2 separate regions of the Mus musculus genome follow, and region 2 is linked to region 1. Evidence: chromatin contacts called from ENCODE Hi-C or POLR2A ChIA-PET data. All regions are on one chromosome and are shown on one strand. The core of a region is the stretch at or near the end of the contact, and the rest is flanking DNA. Distances in the headings are between cores, read along the strand shown. Region 1 holds the start of 4930417H01Rik (a long non-coding RNA gene). Region 2 holds the start of Bloc1s6 (biogenesis of lysosomal organelles complex-1, subunit 6, pallidin).

Region 1 (4,322 bases), core at 981-3,480:
CAGCACACACTCACCCTCCAGTGACCCATACCCTCCCCACACATACACATAATTAAAACTAAATATTTTTGAAAAAGCTGGAAGATGGGTGATGTGCCACATATAGTCTACTAGTGGGCTGAGAGATAACTGAAGACATTAAAATATACCATATACAATTTGTGTTTGCTATGCATATATTTATACTCGTATATGCAGATATGTACATACCTATGTCTACTTGTGTAGTATTTTACCACAGTCTACTTCTTATTACATAGTCAACAGAAGTCTGAAAACCTTTGAGAAATCTGCTCTTATTTATGAAAGCCTTAAGGGCAAGAGAGAGGGAGCCCTGAGAAAAGGACCATAACCAGTACAGCTAATTTCACACTGGGGAAGAATGATGGGACATCAGGCAGAGAATGTACATGAGTCTTCTACACACAGCATTTTAAATCTGGGCTGCCAGGTCTCTTCTTGTTATGGCTCATCATAAGAGACAACGTAAGAGAACCGTCTCCTCTGTTAATGCCACTTCAGAAACTGCCACTAAGGAGTCGGCAGTGTGTTCTCTATCTGAGAACTGCATCCATGGATACCATCAATCATGAATGGAAAACATCTGAAAAAGTAACTCTTCCTCAGCGTTCGCCATTCACAGACTTGTTCTGCTCATCAATCTCTCAACGAGTCAGGATAACAACTACTTAAATACAGCATCAAATTTGTATTTTGTAGTCAAAATGATTTCCAAAGGCTTTAAAGTACAGAAGGACATATATGTAGGTTATATGCAAATAACTGCTTCGCTTTACGTAAGGGATCTTTACATAAGGCGTCACTGGATGAGGCAACCTGAGATTCAGGTTCTAGAGAGGACTCCTGGAAGCAACCCACCTTGGATATCAAAGGACGACTATAAACTAATGCGACAGTAAAAATAAGGTCTAAAGCAAGAACCTTAGAGTGAGAAATTATCTGAAATCAGTTAAAAAAGGAGAAAAAAAAAAACCCTAGCTTCTGCAGCTGCCGGGGAGACCTCTAGCAAACTGTAGATACTCCTTTTAATAATGAACTTTTAATTAGTTGGCTGTATAGAGTTTTGTAAAGCCCTTGGCTATAAGCTCAAAAGGAAGCGGCATAAATAAGCATCAAATAACCAAAATGTAGACAGAGAGGAAAGTCTGGTACTGTGGATGGCTCTCTCTTTTCCCAATAAGATTCCTCATAATCTAATCCCTTCAGAACTTCTGTGTGAGAAAACAGAATGGTGTTCAGTAACATCCCTTAGTACTATAAAATTCTGATTCTAATCCATGTCAGAATTATTTTAGACGTTGAAAGATAAACCTGGCATTTTATCAGAATCTGTAAAAGGAGAAGTTACATGATATACAGTCAAGATAACACCCTAAACCCTACAGTAAAAGGCACTGTTTATGGGAGTTACAAGATATACCTGCAAGCTCTCAGTGGGCGCTCACGGGAACCGCACTTTGGAATCCCGTGTCCCTTTCCTATGGACCCACGAAAGTCTAGATACTCAGCAAACTTCCTGAAAACAAAGTTTCCACCTCAACTCCGGCGTAGCTAACAGCTGGACAAAGTCAAAGGCAAGCGAGTCGGCGACACAACTCACCTACAAGCTCTCCGATCATGAAAAGCAAGTAGAGGACGGCAGCGATGGTCAGCCTGGTCTTCACCTTCCTCTGCTTCAGCAACTCGCGTCGCTTGCTGCAGTTGTCACAGGGGTCCATTTTCAAACTCAGCTGACTGTTGGTTAAAGGTAAGTCCTGGTCCAATAAGGAGTCATCGTCGGCCTGGAGGGCCGGGTGCGCCCCGTTCACAGGCCTTTCCGGGGCTTCCGAGTCATCGTCGGCCACCACGACTCGAAGTTTATTAAAGCGCGAAAGCCCCTCGTCGCTCACCTCGTCCGAGAAGTCGAAGGCGCTGGTGTCATTTAAGAACAGCGGCGTGTCGTCTTTCCTCAGCAGGGATTTGAGGCGCTTCCACGCGCCGGGGCCGGCCATGGCAGCGGAGGGGCGGCCGGCGACTCCGCCTTCACCGGCGCTCGGGCTCCTCAGGGCAGCGCGGCGCGTCCCTGCCCATCGTGAGGAGAACGAGACCCCGCTCCTGTCGCCGCGCCCCGGCCGCGCGCCAGCTCCGGACTCGGCGGTGCTCGGCTACCTGCGGGCCGACGCCGCCGCGCATCCCCGCCCGGAGCTCGCGCTACTGCGACCCGGGCCAGGGACCGAGGCCGAGCCCCAGCCACTGCACCCGCCCGCCCCGTGCCGCTGGGAGGCCGGCCGCGGGGTCTGACAGGCCCGGCCTCCTCCGGCCCCTGAACGAGGCGGCGCGTGCGCCCGCGAGGCGCGAGGGGAGGGGTCGGCGCGGGCACGCAGGCCGCCGCTTGGGGGCGCGCCGAGGGGGCGTGGTCGCGCGTCGCCCCCTGCCCCCGCCCTCCCGGCCCCGCCTCTCGGGCTCTGAGGTCTTGTGCGCTCTGAGCCCCCGGGTGTGCCGCGGGAAGGTCCCCCCGGAGCTGGGTGTCACTGCTCTGAATTCCCTCCACTGGAGATGGGTCTCGGGAATCTCAGGTCCGATCTTGGTTATGGATGGTCCGTGGAAAATGTCCTTTAGTGCTTTCTTACCAAGTGGGAATCCTGGTAGCTTTTCTTCTACCCAATCGGCAAAAAATTGCCGATTATCTTGGTCAAAAGGCTAGGACAAGACTAGGATGGTCAGTAGTTCTATGGCTTGCTTTAAAGTTTCCTGTTTCTCAGCAAATATGTGTCTTCCTTCTGTGTTCACTGCTACGCTCCTTGGGCACAATTGTGTGAGCTTACTTTCCCTATGTTTCATCACATTCTCAAATGTCCTCAAGAAGCAAGATTAAAGGCAACACTGTTGGTAGAATTCATTTTAAAGTGTAAATCCTTGGCTTCCACCTTTCTTTCCTTTTGAGATCCTTAGGATCTAATCCAGGGGCTCATGCAAGTTAGACACGGGGCTACACCTGCATCTTGCCTGTGGTGTCCTGCAAGCTCCTACTTCCCCAGGGTTTACAAAGACAATATTTTAAAAAGTTTTTATATCTTACCAAAATTTCAGGTCACAAAAATACAATGAAAAAAATCACACGAGGCAATTTTAACGATTCTGTTGACACCTTAGAATCCGGTGCGAAAAGAAAGCCCTGGCTACTTCTGTATTCCAGAGTGATCCCTCAGTCCTAAGTTTTCCCCCAGAGCTGCAGTCATGAAAGCAAATTAGACCCTCCATGGTCCCGAGATCAGGAAGGGAAGGCTATTGCCTAGAATTTCATCAATCAGGACACGATGGTAATAGCCAAAGGGAGACAGCTTACGAGCCATTACATTCCTCGGCTCCAAATATCTTAGGAGTAGATTGTTCTGTTGTTTTTAATGTCCCATTTAACTGCCTACAATGTTTCAGGAGTGTCATCGGAGTCTCTTAAATGCAGCCTCAAGGTAGGAGGGATGTGAATGTTTCAAGAATAGTTGAAATAAAAGGATGGGTTGTTTGGGGACATTTCCAGCGCGCTGTGCTGAGGAGGACTGCCTTTGTGCGTTCTGTTCTTTCACTCGTGTCTCACTGGATTCTCGAGAAAGTGATGAGACGACAAAGCCATATTTTAAGCTCTGTCCATAAATTCTGTGATGACCCCACTCTTCAGGAGGTAAATTCCCTTACCTTTGCTTGTGGACAGCACTTAGTAATGGCCTATGACCTGTAATGAACAGTCTGTGGCAGAAGTGACTGTGACTTACAGACTAGGTCATAAAAGGTGCTGCAGCTGTTTCTTTATCCTCACTCTTAGATCTCTTGCACTGTGAGGAGACAGCTACCACATCATGCTAAACTTATCCAGCACCGTGGGAAGGTCTGTGAGAAGGAGCTTAGCCCACCAACTGCCATGTGAGTGAGCCATTAGTAGTGGACCTTCCAGCCCTAGTAAATCCTTTGGATGACTTTACACTGGACAACTGAAGCCTCACAATGCATCCTGGGCCAGAACCACCCATCTAGGCCACATGCAGATGATGCACAGAAACTACACAAGATAATGAATGTCTGCTATTTTAGGATAACTTTTTTATAGCAATAAATAGCAAATACACTATATTTCAAATTTCTTCAGAACCTGGAAATACTCCTTTTATTCTCCCTTTTTTCTTCTTCTTACATCCTGTGGGGTCTAGTTCCTAAGCCTGCCTTTGTACCAATAGCATTGCTTATACCATCATGCTTTCAAATGGGTCAAATTGCCTCTGTCAAAAGGCATGGAACATAACCACATTTACAGCCTTATTTCTCTGGTG
Region 2 (4,322 bases), core at 853-3,352, 36 kb after region 1:
GTGTATAACTTTGATACGTAAAAGAAAATGGGAAAACTAAAGACCCTTCAAAAGACATAACATGACACAATAAACTGTTGTGTTCTTTGCAATCAAGTTTTAGAAGTTGCTTTGAGCTCTGTGTCATATACAGAGGGTCCTTAACAAACAAGTGGCACATTGAATTGCAAGCTGTAAGAGAAAAAGAAGGAAAAGATCAGAGAGAAAAGCAAGATGAATGTGGTACAAACTCCTTGTTTATTTAGGTGATTTTGTTACAGTAAGTTAAAATGTTAAAAATAATAAAATTCCTAACAAGAATTCTCCTTATAGCAAAACAAATCATAAAGACAAGGTAGGACATAACAGTTTATTTCATCCATTAAATTTAAATAACCAGTATTTAAAATTTAATGAAATGTACTTAGTACTGGCCAAGAGATAGAAGGAGCCAATGAAAACTCATAGGATATGGCTCTATTCCAAAGGGCACCACAACACCATTAGTACATGAAACTTATAACCAAGCAAGGGTGCCAGGTGTTTCATCATGTTTACCATGTTGTATAACTCAGACTTTGGAATATACAGTTTGGAATTAGGGCTAGGGCATCAATAGTTCACCAATTAGCAAATTTATCGAGAATTATTTTGGTACTCTATGCATAAGAGTTTCTATTTGTCATTTTTAATTCAAAAGAAGAAAACATAAAATAATGAATGCAAGGAGGAGCTCAGTGCTAAATGGCAGGAGGATGTTTGTTGTTGTGAAATGTCTTCACTGTGACTGCTGAATGAAAGGGAGGAAATAATGAGATAATGAATGGTGTCCACAGTAAAGGTGTGTTTGAGTGTGCTGGCTCGTGTCTGCTGGAGGACCAAGAATTCAAGGCCATCCCTAATTACATATTGAGTCTAAGGCCAGATTAGGCTACAGGACACCTCACCTTGTGAAACAAAACAATAAAAAAGATATTATCCTAGAGCACTTAAAAGATGAATAGGCCTTTGAAAAAGATACTCTAGTTTGAAACAGGAACAAGCACAATGGACAGCGTACAATGCCCAGATTGCACAAGATGTTTGAAGAGTAATAAATTGTTTTCCTATTTGTATGACAACACTAATTATTACACATTCTATAGTTCAGCAACCTCACAGGGTTGAGTTCCATTACAAAAGCTTTAGGGGAGGAATTGGTTACCAATTTTTCTGGAGGTCACCCACCATCCAGAATAATGACTCCCTTCCTCTGTCTTCAAACCCATCAGTGTTTGTTTAATCATCCTTTGTAATCAAATCTTTTTTCAGACAGCCCCACCCCATCAGTTTTACAGACTGTTACCTTGGGTCCTTGGAGTACCCTTCCTATTTTAAGGTTATGTTAACTAGTAGCTTTTATTCGTTGCCATGCCCTCTAATATATTTAGAAGTCTCAAGGATTAGTCTGTGGACATTCTACCGTGGAGAGTTGAGAAGTTACCCTTGAAAAGTGGCTAAAGTGAAACTGAACATAAGATGGTGACAATAGGGAGCCAGTGCATTCCAGGGGCATGGCATTATTTGTTTATTTATATTAGTTTTTTTTTTTTTTTTTGAGATAGCTTTGGCTACAATATGGAAAACTGAACAGGTAACCTGAGGAGCAACTAGAGATGCTACTAGAGGTCAGAGTTTACAAAAGGGTCGAGAATCCTTACATTTGCTGTGGAGCTGAGTCTGTCCAAGTCTACATACTTTCCTTTAGAACTCATGATATCATCTTACAGGAGCCCAGCATGTGCTTTTGGTAATTTGACTTAATTTGTCCAAATGATGCTCCAAGAAAGCCTTTACGTCATTTCCAAGCACTGGAAGAGATCCTCAGCAACGCTCAAGCTCAGAGTTCGTATTGACTCACTTAGCGGCCCGAGTTATAAACTGGACACAACACTGGGGACATTCACACGGTTATGGCGACATCCGGTCCTCTAACCTCTCTTCCGGGTTCCGCCGGCCACCCTCTGTGAAACCGAACCCGCACGCGCACGGCTGCGCCTAGGGCGCTGACACGGGGGGGGCGGGGGGGGGCGGGCGTTCCGGACTTGCAGTAACGTTCTGCGTCGGAAAGCGAGGTTTTCCGCTTTCGTCACTTCCGTGTGCCTCGGCGGCTTTCGTCCGGATGGACTCTGGAACGCGTTAGGTTTCTTTGCCTGTGACTTCTCCACAGCACTCGCCTCACGCAGCGCCCAGTGCGGGGATATGAGTGTTCCTGAGCCACCGCCTCCAGACGGGGTCCTTACGGGGCCTTCCGACAGCCTGGAGGCCGGCGAGCCCACGCCGGGTACGGCTGTTTTGCGGGGCGACTGCCCACAGGGGCCGGGTTCGAGTGGGTGGGACTCCAGCGCAGGCGACCCTCCTGCCTAGAGCATCCTGGCCAGGCAACCCTGGTCCCGCGAGGAAACGCACTGTTGGGTGCGGTTTGTGTTAAAGGTTTGCGTTTGTGTTGCTTTTCAACTGTTTGTCACAGGGTTAGTGGTTGGCGATCAGTCTGCCAGAGAGAAGGTAGATTTTTAGGAAACTGTACAATAGTGTCTACTCATGAAATACTCTGACCTCCTAGGTGACATTACTTCATCCGAGACTCCAGCAGCCGTCCGCACATTTCCAGAAGAAATTTAAGCATTGATGCCCGAAGGCGTCCGTTGGACGAAGCAGTTAATTTGCTATATAGGCAGATGGGCACTGTTTATACCATCGTTTTTGTGAGATTGAAAACACCACTCAAATCATTTTCTGTGAGCATTGGTTCATATGAGAGAAGCTAGATGGAGCTTCTAAAAATAATCTCTGCGTTTCAGAAATAGGAAGCTACAAATAACCCAGCATTTCCTGGCAGTGCTTTTCTTTAATGACATATCCCTTTCATGACTTGTTCAGTCACATTAGTAATACTCTGTAGTACCTACTTGGAACCTGGGCCTCTCTCTTTCTCCCTTCCCCTCCCTTCTCCCCCTCTTTCTCTCTTTCTGCACATAACGAATGGGTGGTATGCATATAAATAAAAGCAGATGTCAGAGAGTAGGGCAGAGATAGGGATAGGTGCTAGCTGCAGGTTCAACTCAGGACTTATTTCATGTTAAACAAGTGCTCTACTACAGAGCTAGATCCCTAGCCTCAGCTGTCTGATCTTCTTGATAATGGTGTGAGCTTACTCTCCCATGAAACTGAATTTGCACTCTTGGATTCAGTTCCCTCTGTTTCATGTAGAGGATTCCGCAGGGCATTAGCATCTATCTCCCCTCAGCAGTGTAAAGCTACCACCGCTAGTCTCTCATTCTCACAGCATGGTGTGTCCATTGTTGTAACTTTACTGCCCCAACACAAGCTCCAGGCATGAATCCTTAGAATCCTAAAATGGCTTCTTGCCACTTACTGAATTTTCCATAGAATTGGCACTCAGGGACCCTCACAGGCTGACTCACGGCATATATTAATAGCTCACTGTTGCTTTCTGTGCATGGCCTTGCTGTTCATCCTTGCAGTTTCTCATTCTGTTTAACAATGTTGCACCCCCTCGGCTCCTTTCAGATTTGTATCCATATGAAAGTGGTGGCTGCAGTCTAAGTTGGGGCCATTTTTTAGAGGGTTTTTGCAGTTTCAAAGATGGTCACATGTTCTGTTCCACACTGTTTTCTAAGAATGTCTCCCATAGAAATAGGAGCGTGCAAGGATTAGGAAGACCACAGCAGTGTTGATGAACTATGTAGATCCATATACATTGCTGAAGAAAGATACCTGTGATAGACTTTGTCTTAAAACAGACAAATGAATGGAAGACCTTCAGAACAGCGTGATGAAAAGCTGATGTGCATGGCTGGGTAAAGGCAGTTTCTGGCCGATTACGTGAGAAAACTGCAGACTGACTCCATTGGAGTTAGGCTTTTTAAGGAGTGCCTTTTCCCATGGGTTTACATTTTTATAGTGATTAGCAAAGAGAAGAGAAGATGGGGTGGGAGGATGAGGTGGGCATTCAGCATCTTCAACAGCCCGTCTTCCTTAGAAATCACCTCAGACTGTTAGATTCCACGACAGTTTTTGTAATGGCTTTGTATACTCCCCTGTATTGTGTACTCAGGGAGGAGAGTTTACCTTATTTATTGTTGTGACTAAGAAATTAGCAGACAGTAGGTGTTCAGTGCACATATATTGTATGTATATGGTAAAGACCTGGTTTTTCTTTTAGAACTGTGCTTCTCAATCGTCTAATGCTGCGACCCTTTAATATTTTTTGACTGCTTCATAAATGTAATTTTGCTACTGTTATGGATCATAATGTAAATATCTGTGTTTTGATGGACTTA

What was found. A loop is a pair of places that touch in the nucleus more often than their neighbours do. ChIA-PET counts read pairs that join two places held with the same protein, here RNA polymerase II (POLR2A).
Region 2: a loop to region 1 is called in a map of left cerebral cortex, with 6 times the contacts of the local background. The contact joins the promoter of Bloc1s6 here to the promoter of 4930417H01Rik in region 1. A Hi-C loop is called at or near these places in 13 of 37 maps with a recorded cell type or tissue (adrenal gland, gastrocnemius, heart and 1 more). POLR2A ChIA-PET finds 5 or more read pairs at or near these places in 1 of 5 experiments (Patski).

The regions. Positions count from the first base shown.
Region 1 is chr2:122,700,409-122,704,730 of GRCm38, forward strand. It overlaps 4930417H01Rik (a long non-coding RNA gene), which reads left to right and starts at 2,231. Exons shown (of 5, transcript XR_866691.3): 1 at 2,231-2,576. Slc30a4 (solute carrier family 30 (zinc transporter), member 4) reads right to left here and starts at 2,255. Exons shown (of 7, transcript NM_011774.3): 1 at 1,622-2,255. The coding sequence starts at 2,012.
Region 2 is chr2:122,736,403-122,740,724 of GRCm38, forward strand. Bloc1s6 (biogenesis of lysosomal organelles complex-1, subunit 6, pallidin) reads left to right here and starts at 2,103. Exons shown (of 5, transcript NM_019788.3): 1 at 2,103-2,302. The coding sequence starts at 2,221. It overlaps Bloc1s6os (biogenesis of lysosomal organelles complex-1, subunit 6, pallidin, opposite strand), which reads right to left and starts at 1,960. Exons shown (of 2, transcript NR_156706.1): 1 at 1,680-1,960.